Regions from separate parts of the Homo sapiens genome. Here region 1 is linked to region 2. The links are chromatin loops, found by intact Hi-C in ENCODE. Cell type or tissue: heart right ventricle. All regions are shown on one strand. Links, peaks and the distances in the headings refer to the core of each region. The heading gives the core; the rest is flanking DNA.

The links. Peaks named below come from ENCODE experiments on the same cell type or tissue, not always from the same donor. Only the 100,000 strongest peaks of a DNase experiment are listed, where the experiment ranks them.
Region 1: a loop joins it to region 2, with 2.3 times the contacts of the local background. A loop is called at or near these places in 26 of 110 quality-filtered maps.

What each region holds. Positions count from the first base shown.
Region 1 is chr5:66,601,111-66,609,220 of GRCh38, reverse strand. The region is part of intron 1 of MAST4 (microtubule associated serine/threonine kinase family member 4); the gene reads right to left. Among named protein-coding and RNA genes, the nearest start is that of MAST4, 8.8 kb to the right of the region's middle. In heart right ventricle, for the core only: no CTCF peak of the experiment used is centred there; no DNase peak of the experiment used is centred there.
Region 2 is chr5:66,738,136-66,746,245 of GRCh38, reverse strand. All of the region lies in intron 1 of MAST4 (microtubule associated serine/threonine kinase family member 4), which reads right to left. Among named protein-coding and RNA genes, the nearest start is that of MAST4, 150 kb to the right of the region's middle. In heart right ventricle, for the core only: a CTCF peak has its summit at 3,939; DNase peaks (open chromatin) are centred at 3,678 and 3,988; H3K27ac peaks cover 2,051 bases.

The sequences.
Region 1 (8,110 bases), core at 1,900-6,899, 140 kb after region 2:
AATCAGAAGTAGTTGGTCTAGGACACAGGAGTGATAGACTTGTGACACGTGGCCAAAGGAAAATCATCCCAGGCAGCAGGAAAAATCCAAACCCAAGTCTTTCTGTTTGGAGCCTGCAGACTCTGCCACTGATCCAAGGATTTACAGGGAAAAAAAAAAAAAAAAAAATCTAAGGGAGAAAGATCCAATTCCACACTCAGTCTCCAAGGGTTGGCACCAAAAACCATCCTTTGTGATTCCATCTAGAACAATATCTTCTAGTGTTAAGATTACTTCAAAAACAACTCAACAGATAGCCACACCACAGCATTTTCTAAAGGACAGTCCTAGGTCAGACAGTTAAGATCCTAATTCACAGGTTCTAAAGTTACCCTGTACTGAGAAGAAGACTCGCGTTCTCCCCCCCGCCCCCCGCTTTCCCCTGCTGCTTCTACCAGCCATCTATTACAAGACTTATTCTAAAACTGACGTGCCATGCTCAGAATGACTATTCAAAGAATGTAAGTATTTCAAAAGCCACACAGAAGCCTGAGCATTTGAATGGGTGAGATGACACAACAGAGTGCTCCAGCATCAAGACAAACACAGAACTGACCATGTCCTCTGGAGTCAAACTCCTCCGCAGGGATTGGGAGGTGAGAGACAGTACCCTCAACACTTGCTAGGGATACTGACAGAGACATACCAAATAAGTGTAAAAGAATTAAAGCAGAACATATAAGTCGTCCATATTTTCCTATGTAAGCATTATCTGAAAGGTAGAATTCATGAGTAAGGATCCTTTTGAGAATTCCCGTCAAGAATGTATATATAGACCTTAATGTTCTCGCCATCAAAAAAAAAAAAAAAAAAAAAAAAAAAAAAAGGCCAGGCACAGTGGTTCATGTCTGTAATCCCAGCATTTTGGGAGACCAAGGCAGGTGGATCACCTGAGGTCAGGAGCTTGAGACCAGCCTGGCCAACATGGTGAAATCCTGTCTCTACTAAAAATACAAAAATTAGCCAGGCATGGTGGCACGCCTGTAATCCCAGCTACTCGGGAGGCTGAGGCATGAGAATCACTTGAACCAGGGAGGCAGAGGTTGCAGTGAGCCAAGACAGTGCCACTGCACTCCAGCGTGGGCAACAGAGACTCTGTCTCAAAAAAAAAAAACAAAAAAAAAAAGTAAGCATGTGAGGTGATGGATATAATTTGCTTGATTTAATCATTTCATTTCAAAATATATACATATCAGAACATCGTGTTGTACACCATAAATATATACATTTTTGTCAATTATACTTTAATAAAGCTAGGTGGGACAGGAAGAATAGGTGCCTATTGACAAATCAGAAAACACCAATTATCAAGTCCGTCAAAAAGAAAATGTCAATCAACAGTTCCTAAAAAAGTATAGAGTGATGAAAACTAAGTTTTAAAGGTAATATTTTGTAATAAGAGGCAAATAAAAAAACTGTAGCTAAGAAGGACCTCTTATTTCATCACAGATGAGGATCAGAGATGCTAATAACTTGCCTAGCAAGAAGCCAAGGCAGGAGTTCAGATTCCCCAATTTCCAGGCCAATACTTTCACTACTGACCAAATTCCTGCAATCCATTTCCACTCACAGCAGCATTACCCTGAGAACTGAGTACAGCCCAATATTACTGTTAACATGTTAAAGCTAGCTGTCAATACTTCATCAGAAACCAAAATAATTCCTTTTAACATGTGGCCAAAAATGCCTTAACTGCTACAAGTATAATTTTAATGAATAACCAAGAATTATCCTGGCAGAATACAACTCCCCAAAGCCAACAGGAAAATAAGAATTGGGTTACAGGCAAACTCTTTCATTTGTAGAAACTCACTTATCCCATTAACTGGTGTCCTAAAACCCAGGATTATAGCAGCTTTATGTCTTAGCACTAACCTTAACAAAAGTTCTACAGACGCTTAATCTAAACTTTTATGCTAAGTGCAGAGCAACCTATCCCCTAAATGGCATTCTCATTTATTCAGCAATTGATCATTGTGTGCCACATCATGCAAGGTTCTGTGCCAGGCTCTGGGATGCAGAGATGACCAAGAGGCTTGATGATCTCCTCAAACCTGCCCTTGTCCCAGTATCTCCCTACTATTCTCCTCCTCACTTGTATGAGGTTGAATGGGTCACTTAGCTGTAACATGGTAGTGTAGACCAATTTAATGATCAATTGAATTTCAAAAAGGCTTGTGTGAAAATGAGTAAATTCATACACTCATTTAATATTTAATTTAAATGAGTATATTCATATACTCATTTAATATTTAAATGAGTAAATTCATATACTCATTTAATATTTAAATGAGTAAATTCATATACTCATTTAATATTTAATTTAAATGAGCAAATTCACTTTCAGAATGTTGCTTCGCCACACATTATGTCTCAAGTGCGATTTTGTGTAATGTATTATTTTTACCCACTATATGCCATGCACCCTCCCTGTTGCAAGATTTGAGTTGATATGACATGGTTTCCACCTGAGGGGTTCACAAACCAGTGGGAGAGATTCACGAAGAGAAATTTATAGAAAATAGGCAATATGAGAAAAGGCTGTGCAAACTGTAAGTACTACAAATATTAACAACATATATGCAAAACCTGGCACAATGCAGGAACAAAGATAATGCAGCACAAACCTCCAAAAACAGAACTTATTTTGCTAACTTCAGCTTTTAAAGTGAGAAAAGAGAAATCAAGATAACTACTTTTGTTAACAGCACAATTTTATACTCACTTTCTACCTTCACATCTTCAATAGTTTTCAAAGATGACTGATGGCCAGAGAGCCCTAAAGCATTACAAGATGTCCAATTATTTAAAAAAAAATAGCTTGTTCAGCACAGAATAAGGCAAGAAAACATACCATGACATTCTAGAAAAAGAAGCAAGCAACAAGGTGAGAACAAGAAGAACTTTCAAATTAATCTTTTATGAATCATAAAATTCAGTAACCAAAAAAGGCTTTGCCCCCAAACATTCTGTTTAACAAGAGGCTTTTCTGCCATCTTCTAGCTAAAGCATTTGTTGTGTTCTTTTTAAAGGTCTGATGATAAAACTATAGATAGAGAAGAAGAAAAAAAGAAGCAAGAATAAGAACAAGGAATGACAGGTAACCTGATACACAGAAACTGGTGATTCAGAAATAACTTTAAAAGAATATAAAATGATATGATTTTAGCAGGTTACAAAATTGTCATTGTTGTTACTCTACTAGCATAACTGTTCCCAACCAGTCTTACCTGATAATTCTAAAACGGTTGCCCTCAGGCTGCTGCTCACACACTTAGGCTAAGCTTTCTCTGGGTAGAAATGTTTTAATGTCAAAAGTGGAAATCTTGAAAACAAAAACGATATTGAGGTTTCTAAGGAGAAAAATCAAGAGTTCCAAGTTGTAATTTCCCTTTAATCCCTTGTCCTCTGAAAAGGGAATCTGCATGCATCGTGGCGAGAACCCAACAATCACCGTGGATTAAAGCTGACCCTCAGGGGTCTTACAGGCTCTTTGGGGACTGTCCCACTCCCCAAGCAACAATAAACCAGGGTAGCCAATTAGGGAGACTTGGTCACTGACTGTAGAACAAATAACCAAGTAATTCCAAGGAAAGAAAAAAGTATGTGAATTAAAATTTACCAATGTAGTATTTTGAACAGTAAAGTACCAAAATATAAGGCAAAGGGACAGTCTTACTTGACAAGTAATTTTCCTCTCATTCGCTCTCCTGCTCAGGCACCCTCAATTTTCAAACTCAGGTTGCATAGACTTAACAGGGCGCTTCTACTTACCAGTCTGCTAAGAGCCATGAGGACGGGAAAGTCAACATTTTCTTGGGTTTTGCAGGTATATATTCTGCTCATTTAGGATGTCTGAAACTCTCCTCTTGAAGTAAAACCTTTCTGTATTTCTTTCTCTGGGCCTGAGTTTTCCTCCAGAGCAATCCTCCCCTCCTCTTCTTGGCTGCATCTAAGTATCCTCAGAGCCACTCTTCAAATGAAGCCTAGGTGAGGGCTCAGGTTATTTCAATCAAGCCACTCCAGCTAAAAGTATGTGAGTAAAAAGCAAATTTTGTGAGTTTGTCTTATGTAGGAGGTAGATATGCTTATAGGGAACTAATTTATTTCATAAACTAATTTGTGAAATTAGTTGTTGAACTTTTATACACAAAATAGATTTCATCACAACTTCATTCCATTTCAATACCATAATGCAATTTCGCTGGCTATGACTGCCCTAAGAAGTAATTTCAAATGTGAGGATTTTGTGAATGTCAGTCTCAGTGACTGTGTACACCGACCTAATAGTTTAACCTCCAATTTTAACCCAATTTGACTTAGTTTCCCTACCACTGATGAGGCCCTGAGGCCCTTCCTGCATTGCAGCAAGTACATCTATCTCTGTATGGAGAAATGCCTGAAAAGAAAAATGTTAAGAAGGAAGTCTGAGATTATTTTTGTTAGACAAACACAAAGAGGCACAAAATCACCAGCCAGAAAGGAACACACCTAAATTCTCAGCTTATCAAAAAAAGGAGCTAGCCAAGTTCTAAGGCAGAGGCCAAAAGACCCACATCTGATGTGAGTTTAACAGACAGTCATCTACCCACACTAAATTGGGTGCACCTGTGATCCTGCTGCCCACTGAAAACACCGCAAAAGCACAAACCAAGAACATTAAAATTAAATTTTCATTTTCCACATGATAGCCTATAAAATTAGTTAAGAAGTTCAATTTATCAGTATTCCATCTTCCCTCCCACCTACCATCATTCCCCCTTCCCCAGTATCATTACAAAGCATTTGGACTGAAAGGTTCAGTGGAGGTAAGTATCATAATCAAAATTATATCGACTGTGTCTGAGAGGGGAATTGATGGGCTGGCAAGAGTACAGGCCTAGGATACAAATTTATAAGCTGTCTCACAGACATGTGTCTAGTTATGAATTCAAATCATTAAATAAGCAGTGACTGCTTTTCATTAAGGGAGGCTGGAATCGCCACCAGGAATTTCACACAAGTTCCATAAACTTAAATGTGACTTCAGAGTATGTGTCTGTACCAAGGACCACAGTCCTGAACCAGCATTTCACATTTAGGGCATGGCTTTCTCTCCTAACCCTGGAAGCACAGATGACTATTATCCAATCCCTCCTAGGAATTCTGAACCAGGTGAAAGGGCGATGAGAGAAGGGTGAAGAAAGGGAAAAACACAAATGCGCAGCAGCTGTTGGCGAAACCAACTTCTGCTTAATTTTGTATTTTGGTATGCTTTAACCTAAAATAACATCATCAAATAAGAAGCCAGACAAAATACTGGACACATAAAAGAGAACAAGATGCTCTGAACTAAATGATGCAAAGTTGTGTAAATGTTAGCCTGAACAAGTGCACAGAGCAGAACACCAGTTGTTTGGAAGAGAAGTGAACTGCAATCACTGCACCAGCTTGAGTTATATCAAAAGGGCTACTAGGTTATTTGCATTTTTGTCTTAAAAACCAAAATGTTTATACTGTTCCAAGGAGACAAAACAGAATTTGTGTTAGGTAATCTGCATACAGGAGTTCTTGTATTTTTGAAAGTTCTATTGCATTCCTAACAGATTTCCCCTCTGAGAAGTTGGGATGGCTGCATACCATCTGCCTTGCACCATCTTTCATGCTTATATGAACCAAGGTTGACTTCCAGATAATCACCTGATTTCCTTCCTACTCCTTTCTCATCCCCCAAATCATTATTCTAGGAAGCTGAAATGAAGTACATGGTCATGTCACTAGCCCCAGGACATGGCTGACACACTGCCTTCTGACTAAATCTCTGGGTGCAGCTAGTAATTTACATGTTCATAAAATCTTGCAGGATATTATTTAATAACTGATCACTAAGAACAGGTTCCATGAGCAAAAGAGAAACGGTGTCTTAACAGAAGGGTTAATGAATCATATACAATAAAGCTTTGCTGTTAGTACCTCATAATGAATGCTCTGCCCATGAAATTAAAAGGGATAACTGTTACATATCTACCTACTCATGAATGAAAGCCTGCCAGGACTACCAACAAAATATGCTAGAAGCATAATCCATCAGGCAAGGGACTTGTAGGTTTCTTGCTTATTATGTACCTGCCTATGGTGCTGATGGTACCAATACCCTGCATAAACCAGCTTTTCCACACTCGGTAATAGTAGCAAATACCATTATGGAGTGCTTACTAAGCACCACACACCATGCTGGGTACTCTCCATAAAACATCTCATTAATCCTTATAATGACCCTCAGGAATAAAAACTACAGGCCCATTTTACAGATGAGGAAACAGCCTCAGCAATAAGAACCTAGCCAAAGTCTGTCCCCTTAGTCACTACAGACTCTGACCTCAAAGCAGGGAAACACTGGCTGCTAGCTCTAAAGGAATGAAGGAGAAGAATGCAAGCCCTTTCTGGCAACACTATAGAATGTAAGAACATAACCAGAAAACACGCAGGGTGGTTTTCATCTAAAACACACAATCATCTCTTCTAAGATGCACACCCCCTAGCCCCCACTCAGCTTTTTCTAAGGCCAAGCCACCAGGTCATGGACCCTTCTCACTGTGGGACACGTCCTATGAGGATTCTTTTTCCAGTTTATCATCTTTATACCCCACTTCCATGACCTTCCTTACAAAGCCAAACTAGAAAAAAAAAAAAATCCGCCTGGACTCCTGCACTGTATCCACTAGGTCTGAGTGGATAGCCTTTGTCACAGGCTCTAAAACACTGGCAAAATGTTAAGTATTTGACATTCCCTGGAGTACTTCAGACCAGAGTGGAAAGGGTAAAAGCCTTCGTTCTTTGGTAGTGACCCTTTCCTCTTTAGGAAAATCCAAGAAAGACTGGTAATGCGTGTTAGTACCCAAACACCACACTTCCTGTCAACAGAGAGGCACAACCTCAGACCATCTCCCTTCATGCTCACCCCAGGTAAATCTGTCCCTGAAATTTACTCTGGAAATGGGCATTCACAAGACCCTCTCCTCACTCTCCCGTCATGGTAATAAAGTTTTTCCTTCAATACTAGAGTTACAATGGTATGGCAGTGAAAAGTAGCATTAACACTAAGATGTTCTCTTCAACAGATCAAAAGTATTTCATATGTATGTATTTTCATATTGTATTTCACACGTATTTCATATGTATTCATATGTATGTATTTCATAGGTATATGCATATACCTGGAGTACCTAAGCTACTAGGGACAATCGCATCTCACCCCCACACAATTTGCTAAAGGGACATCTTCTCAGGTTATCAATTCCAACTCTGGAACGATTAGGCTATATCAACAGTTCCCAGCAGGTGGGCTTCATACTTCCTGACCCTCCCAAAATACAAATCTGATCATGTCACTTCTTTGCTTCAAATCCTTCAATGGCTCCCATTGCCTCTAGAATAAAGTCCAGACAGCTCTGTATGACCCGGCTGCTGCTTCTCTATCAAATGTCATGAGATGTCATGCTCTTCTCTCCTCCACACCTAACAACTCAGAATCCTCTCAGAGCCATGGACCCATGCTCTCTCCTGCTTCAAGGCCTCCTGCTACCTGGATCACACCTGTCCTTCCCTTGCCCTCCCCCACCTAACTCCTGCTCATCCTGGGGGTCTCAGCTCACAGATCACTTCCTCAGTGACTCAGTCCTTAACACCAGACTCAGTGACTTACAAGTGCAGCCACATGCTACCTCACAGCCTGTTCCCCATTTGCCACTTTTTGAAACCAATTAATTCATAATCACATATTTAGTGACTATCTCCCCAACTAGAGTTGAAGCTCCCTGGGGTCAAAACCATCTCTGTGCCCAGGACGATGTCTCAGAGTCAGACTCAATACATTTTGGTTGACTGATTTTCTGATCTTGTGGCTCTTACTGAATTTGGTAGAGTCCAAAAGTAGACTAAATAATAAATATGCCAAGATTTATGCACTACTCTTTTAGAATTATGTAGCTTCTGTGATTAATAAAATATAAATTCAATGAAAAGCTTTGCTGAATTCTTGCTTGCTTTTTGCTATTAATGTCTTAACCAACAAACACCAGAAACTCATCTA
Region 2 (8,110 bases), core at 1,222-6,221:
CCAATCCAAATGATCCAGTTCAATCCTAATTGGCTGGCTACCCAAGTAGTTTCTAGGGTTTCTATGGCGGCAATTTTTAAGATAGAATTACAGAATCACAAAACATTAAGCAGTGGAAAGGACCTAAAAATCATCTGTAGTCTAATTTCCTGGTTTTACTGGAAGATGGAGGCCCAGACAAGTCAAATGAACTGCCCAGATTTAGAAAGATGACTGGTGCACGAACGCAGACCAGAACCCAAATTTCTACACCCACAACCTACTGCCTATGTGCTGTGCTTCCTGCAGTCCCGCAGTATTCATCACTGTTACAATCAAGTGTATGATTTCCTCTGGTTTTCTACTCCCACATACTCTATCAACCCAGAATTGCTTTAAAAAAATTTGTTTACCCAAATGTCTACTATGGACTAGACATTGCGCTAAAGGTTAAAGCTAGAAAACAGAAAAGATACAGTCATCTTCCTTGGGACACTTCCATCCAAGTCCACAGACACAAAACCACAACCATTAAGACAACATGGCAAAAGTCGGGACAGAGTCAGGTACAAGCAATTCTACAGCTTTGAGCAGAGCTGTGGTCCAACACCTAATAAATTATTTTCCTTACCTTGTTAGCTGGGCAATGCTGGTATTGCTTAATGCCTTCAATTGCATTTACTCACATAGGTTACAGTCCTCTCAGGTACCCAGAAGCCAGTCCAGGATGGAGCACAGAGCAGTACGGAGCTGTATATTGATCATTAATCGATGATCGATTAATTGATAATTAGCGGTATCTAAACACATGCTATAATTATTTTCCTTCTGATTGGGGGCTTTTCAAATCCATCCACCACGTTCTAAGAGGTAAGAGAGAAAGAGCAGTCTCTCCCACTCCATGGGCACCATACATCATAATGTGGGCCTTTAAGATCCTAAACATCTACCCTTCTTTAGGCAGCAACTGCTTCCTATGGACCAGATGCTGAAGGCATCGTGCAGCTCATCACATTACACCACCCAAAAGGATCAGAAAACAGTGGTGAGGAGGAAGGCAGTGGTTTGAGGCAAGCCCACAGCTGGGACTTCATCCAGCCACTTATCAGCCGTATAAATTTAAGGTGAACAAGTTTTAATTTCATCTATAAAATAAGGATAATTATATCCTACTCACAGGATCTTGGTCAATTAATGATCAATACACAGCTCCTGGGATCATACCTGACACCAAAAAGGCTCTCAACTGCTTATTCTCTTCCCCCTTCCCTATGCTTTCTTAGCCTAGTACATTTTTTCAGAACTATAAAGGAAAACAATCAATTGTTGACCTGTTCAATAACATGCATCGAAGCCAAAAATAAACTTTATACAAGTTTCTGGAAAAAGCTTTAAAATAAACTCTTTGATATTGTTTGAGTCTGTATCCCCACTCAAATCTCATGTTGAAGTGTAATCCCCAATGTTGGAGGAGGAGCCTGGTGGGAGGTGATTGGTCATGGGGGTAGATCCTTCATGAATGGGTTAGTGCCATTCACTAGGTGCTGTTCTGGTGACAGTGAGTGAGTTATCCTGAGATCTGGTTGTTTTAAAAGTATGTAGCATCCCTTTGCTCCTGTTCCTGCCATGTAAGACATGCATTGCTTTCCCTTCACCTTTCATCATGGTCATAAGTTTCCTGAGGCCTCACCAGAAGCAGAAGCTGCCATGTTTCCTGTACAGCCTGCACAACTATGAGCCAATTAAACCTCTTTTCCTTATAAATTACTCACTCAGGTATTGCTTTATAGCAGTGCAAGAACTAATACATACTTCTTATAAAATAACGTTTAAGCTCTTTAACTGGACAAATGCTAAAAATTAATATTCATTTCATGACTTCATATTAAGAGGGAAAACGAGCTGTTTGAGGAACTCTACAGTGGATAGCTCTGACCCAAGAGGCAAAATAAATGTTCTTAAGAAAAGCATTCTTAAGAAACATGAGTCACGAATTATCAGCAGCCCAGGGGCCCCACGTGGTTAAAATGGAAATCATTCAGAAAGACACAGAAAGATAACCGCTGAGCAACTGGCAAATGGTAAGAGGGTGAGATGTCTCTGGGGGATGGAGGGGCACTGGGCCATTTGAGCTATCTTATCAGCTTTATTTCTTCTTAAAGGGAAAAAAATAACCAGAAAACATGAAGGGAATGGTAAAGAAAGAGAAGGAAATGACTGAGGGATAAAGAAGAGAGAGAGGAAGAGGAAAAGAGAAGAAAGTGGCCAAATAAGAGATGTTCAGAAAATGCAATGCCCTGCTTAGCTCCTGAGTTCCCCAGAGCTGTGCCCTCTCCCCCTTCCACTCGAAGCTGTGTCCCACTGTAGAACCAAAGACCAATCATCTCTCTCTTAGCCAAAACAATACATAATATGCAATTGTAATAAATATCTATTAATAAATAATTATAAGTATAATCCACGAGAAAAAAATTTTAAAATTCCAAGACCTTAAACCAGCAGCCCCCTGGCACAGCATAGATCCGTCTTACCCCTGAATTCTATCTGACTGGGTTTCTGCCCTGCTATCCTCCTGTTTCCCTGGGCTGAGTCTCTGCCTCTCCATTACTAGTCTCCCTGCCCTGTGTCCCCAGAACTCCAGGTCTGGGGGCCACCCTGTGCCCAGCGTCCTGCACTGATAACTCCTGCCACTGAAACGCAGCCTGTGGAGGACTGGACTCTGACCCAGTGCCAGGCCTGTGCCACCAACCTGCCCAAAGCACTTCCAAATGCCCGCCCCACCTCTGTGGGAGGCACGCAGGAACTTAGGGCTTGCTTTAAAACTTTGGGTAATAGCACTGACACCCCAGCTTCTCTCTTCCCAGGTCACGCCATCCCAGGGCTGAATCCCAAGGCAAACTTCCCCACCTGGATTCCCAGTCCCCAAGAGACGAGCCAGGTCTAACCTGCCAACCTCTCAAGGGAACATGAACTAGAGAAAAAGGGGAAGGAGAAAATGACAGAAACACATACATGAGGAGGAAGAGGGGACATGGGAAATGCAATGAGAAAAACAAAAGAAAGAAGAAAAGGCTGTGAAGAAGAAGAAAGCAGGAGATGGGACAGAGAACAAGGGCTGCTCTATCATATGAGTGATTAGAGAAGGCTGCTCTGAAGATGTGGCATTCGAACAAAGACCAAAAGGAAGGAAGCTGGTGAGCCGCGCAGGGAGTGGAAGCTTCCAGGCCAGGAAACCGGCAAGCATCAAGGCCCTGAAGTGAGAGTGCATTCAGAGTGCAAGCTACTATTCACAATTAATAGCTTGATAGATTTCCCCAGAAAACAAATCTACTTGAACTTTTCTTCCTATTCTACTATTCACCCGGGGTTATGAGCATGTGAGCAACTTGATGACACTGTACTCTGAATTCTGATTAGCTGACCAACCATTCCTCAAACTTCCTTCATGTATTTGTTCTTGACGACAAGATCTGGCTCCAAACAGGCCTGACACCTCCGCTTGCCAGAAGAAAACTCTCCTGTAGGTTACAAGAGCACAAAGTTACTCAAGATGTTCCCACCTTCACATGCAATCAGGAAAGGAAAAGATTTCGCCTTTGGGTACAGGTTCGCAACTCCACTAAAAGAAGTATTCACCAGAAGCCACAGTGTAGTAAAAACAGAAAATAATTTGTCAAGAGTCCCTTGAGTCTTCCAGGCAGCCCCCAAGGACTGGGTGGGGTTGCCTAAATAAGGCCAAGGCAGCAGCTGGAGGAGCGCTCAGGAGCTTTGAGAGTTGCATCACATTCCTTTTTGTTTTTTTAACCATGTCTATAAACAATTTTATTCTAAAATTATTAATAAAATTACAACTAATCTTAGCCAATAAGAGTAGCAATTCTGTTTCCTTTCCCCCTAAAGGGCAAAAACAAAACACACCAATACACAAGAACCCCAGGGAACAACTTAATGAGCTTGAGTGCCAACCAGTGGCCGCCTCGGGAAGTGTGAACACACTGGCATCTTATGAACTCTGAAAACAGACTCGGGCAGATGAACCGCGAGAGCAACTGTACGGTCAGCATCTGACCCAGCTCCGTCTCTCACGCTCCAAGTGTCTATTTTCCCATTCCTGCCTGCACCTCACTGGTAGACCAGCTCTGCAATGAAGGCGTGTGGATCGAAAGGCTGGAAACAAGAGACAAGCTAAGGGGAAGCTTCTAAGTGAGAGCCTGAAATTGCCTGAGAACACAGCACTCCGCTCTGGGAGTACAGATGCTCATCCTTTCAATAAATCTAGGGCTCTAGTATATAACAACCTGAACTTACAGTAGATCAACTCGATTTCCTCTCCTTATACAGGGATTTTAAGCAATGAATTCCTCTGCCATGTAAGTGTTTAAAAATTAACAAAAATCAGTTCACAAGAAATGAAAGAACAGCTCTGATTTAGGAGACATACCCATCTGACTGGCCTGGCTGGTGAAGCACACCGATCCCCTGACCATGAGTATCATTACAGCTGCCAGAAGCCAGGCCACCTCCTCACCAGGGCTATGGGGTTCTTTTTCCTCCAATTCCACATATTTCTCTAAAGGTTACAGTCACCTTTAGAGTCCACTGTTGAGAGGTCCCGTTCCCACAAAGCTCAAACCACTATATCCACTAAAGGTACATTCCTGACCTTCACTGTTATTGACATTCCAGGGATTGGCAAACACAGCCTGTGTGCCAAATAAAATTTTATTGGACCACAGCCACACTCGTTCTTTATGTTGTGTCTACATGCTGCCTACTATAGCAGAGTTGAGCAGCTGCCACAGAGACCATATAGCCCACAAAGCCTAAAATATTTACTATCTGGCCCTTTATAGAACAGGTTTGTGGGTGCCTGATTTATATAAATTCACTGAGCATCTACTATGTGCCAAGTGTGGTTTGGCCACTGTGCAGACAGCAGTGACCAGAACAAAGTTCCTTTCTTCAGGTGGTAATAAGGTCTGTGAAGAAGAAGAAAGCAGGAGATGCGACAAAGAATGAGGGTTAGTCTATCATATTAGTGACCAGAGAAGACTGCTCTGAAGAGGGGGGCATTTGAACAAAGACCCAAAGGAAGGAAGGGGGTGAGCTGCACAGGGAGTGGAAGCTTCCAGGCCAAGGAAATGGCAAGTATCAAAGGCCCTGAAGTCAGAGTGCATTCAGTATGTTTGAGAAAAAGCAAGCAAGGTGGGTGAGCAATGTCTCCTTTCTCCATGGTCACAACCTAGCAGCCTTCTCCCAAACAGGCCAGGCACCATCTTAAGTGTTTTCAGAACATTATCTCATTTGATCTTTAAAACAACCCTCTGATGTGGTATTATCATCCCCATTTCACAGATAAGGAAACTGAGGTTTTCGAAGCTTATAAGTGACTTGCCCAAGGTATCAGAGACCCACAGTTAGCTGTCAAACACAAGCCATTCCGGAACTGTTTTCCATTCCATATTCCCGCAGGCAGCACCAGCACTGTCACCCAGCCACAGACCAACAGCTTGAGCGACGACTGTACCTGATCCAAGTTGCACAGGTGGAAGAGGCTCCACTGGGCCTGCTTCCTTTTCCACTCTGCTTTTTTGAATCATGTTCTCACTGAATTTCTCTACTTCCTCCACCTCCACATTTATGTAAGCCTCCTAAGATCACCTCCAAAACAAACAGCCAAGCTATGGAAGACTGATGGATGGGAGAGAAGAAAGGAGAAACGGAACAAACATTTGCAGGCCTTCTGTGAGCCAAGCACAGATGTAACAAGCACTCCGTGGACCTTCTTTCTGGGAGATGATGGTTAATGAGAATATTAAGGTAGAAAATACAGCATTTTCCATGTGGACCTGTGCATTCCACAAGGAGGAATTGCTTGAGGAGTCTCCACAGCAAACATAATTTAAATTTAAGAGACAGCACGTTTTCACTGTGTTCCTCAAGATCAATCATCAGCCAATGTTCTGAGCCAAGACATACAGCAACTTCCTAATCTTTCCTGCCTCACAACATGTTCTCTGCTGCCTTCCACCAGCCTCTGCTGTCTCTTTTAAGAGTTTACATCAGCCTCTAATGCTTTCCTCATGTGATGAGATGGCCTTTCGACTTTATTTAGGGTTTCAACTTTATGCAGGGCACAACTGATGAGTCCTCCAGCAGCCACCCACCCACATCCACACTCAGTTCCTCCCACAGGCCTAGCAGCCCTCAGGCAGTTATGCCTCTTGATGACTTCTCACTACCTCCCAACATTCCCAAGACAAAGGATATGGATTAATTCCCCGGTATAGCCCTAAACATAGTACTACTAAGAAACCTAAAAATCATTCACAACAAACTTCAACAGCAGCATGTCTTGGAGAGGAAGTATTCCTCAATAAATGTCACCTACAAAAAGCAGGATGAAAAAAAAAAAAAAAACAAGAGTGATGGAAAATAACATCCTGCTTGGCAGAAAAAAAAACATGTACAAAAATGCTTAGCTGAGTCTTCTGTTTTAGCATTTGCCATGGGAAAACATAATCCCATTCTTCCTTAATAGGTCGCTGCCTGCTCTGAATCCCGGTGTCTTGTGTGCAGCCCCCAACACTGAGCAAAAGGTTTGACATATTTAACATCCGGTATACGTGTCACAGGAATAAACATCTACTTATACTTGACATTATTAGATGACAACTACCCCAGGGCGTTGAGAGATATGCTGTTGAGGGGGAGTGAAGAGAAGACTGAAACAAAGTCGAAATGCCTCTATATATGTGAAAAGAGAGGAGGTCTGGCTATTTCTAAAAACTCCTTGGAGCAAGGTCAAGAAGGGCCCCAGTCATTCTCTACCACCTATTTCTACCCCTTTGTGATTAAGGCAAACCAGTGTTACTCATCTCCTCTTTTTCTCCCAAAAATTCCTGCCCCAGGAAATACAGAGGTCAAGGAAACAAGAATGACTGCTGCCCCCACAACCGAAGAAAGATGCGACTAAACAACTGGGTGTCCTCTAAGGAAGGAAGTGTAACATAATTTTACACTTTATGTTACATAAATGATATTTCACTAAAAATGAGAACTATGTGCCATTTCCCCATTTTCACAATGAATGAGAATATAGGAAAAAGCAGGAAATTCAACTCTAAAAAATTACTTTTGAAATCTTAGGAATGACTGTTACATAAATCACACAAATGCATTTAAGTGATGGCCTTTTTTGCTTGATAATAAAGCACTCTTCATCACGGTAGCTAATTAAGCAAAAAAAAAGATCTATAGGAAAATGGCAATGAAGGTATCAATAATTTAAGACTTCAATAACTGTTCTAAAAGAGGGAAGTAATTGACTAAAAACCTTCTAAGGTTTCTTACAGTTCGGTCTTATGTAGTCACAATATCTCATAACAAAAATTTAAACAACAATGGTACTTAAGTTAGAAATAAAAGTTCAAAGAAGAAGAAAGGGATTTATGAACAGCCTAAAAGTATGGTGTGGTTCACAGTGCAAAAGGCCTGACAGCAGCTGAGTATTCAGCACAATCAAGATCCGAGAAAGCAGACCTGTGTCGGAGCACTTTCAACCGGGAGGAGGGCATCCTAACCACCTACGCTGGCCTGCATTAAACATGTTTGCAACACAGAACCCATTCTTCACCTGCTCCTGCTATATTCTCCTCCGCCGTACCTAGCACCTAACACACTGCACATTTTACTTGCTGGCTTATTGTCTCCCTCCCCCATTAGAACATAAGTTTCATGAAGGCAGGGTCTGTTTTGCTCCCTGATGAATCCCCAGAGGCTAGAAGAGGGGCCTGGCACATAGCAGGTATGAAAGCCAATAGTGCCAAGTAAACTCTTTTGGGCTCTCCACCTTCTAGGCATACAATAATATTGTGCTCTCTAGCTCCTTGCAGTTGGACAGGGCCAGGTGACAAAGTCTGACCAGTGAGTGTGAGAAAAGGCAGGGTGTGTCCTTTCCAGGCTAAAGCACTAAATTGTGGGTGTGAGATCCTCCAGAACACTCTTACCTAGCTCTGCTTCAGTGACTGCTTGCTCCAAATGGGGGCTGCTCTGTCAGCCTATCCCAGAGTGAGGACACTGCCAGGTAGAGCCTCAGTCTACTCACAATGGATATAAAGCACGAGTAAGA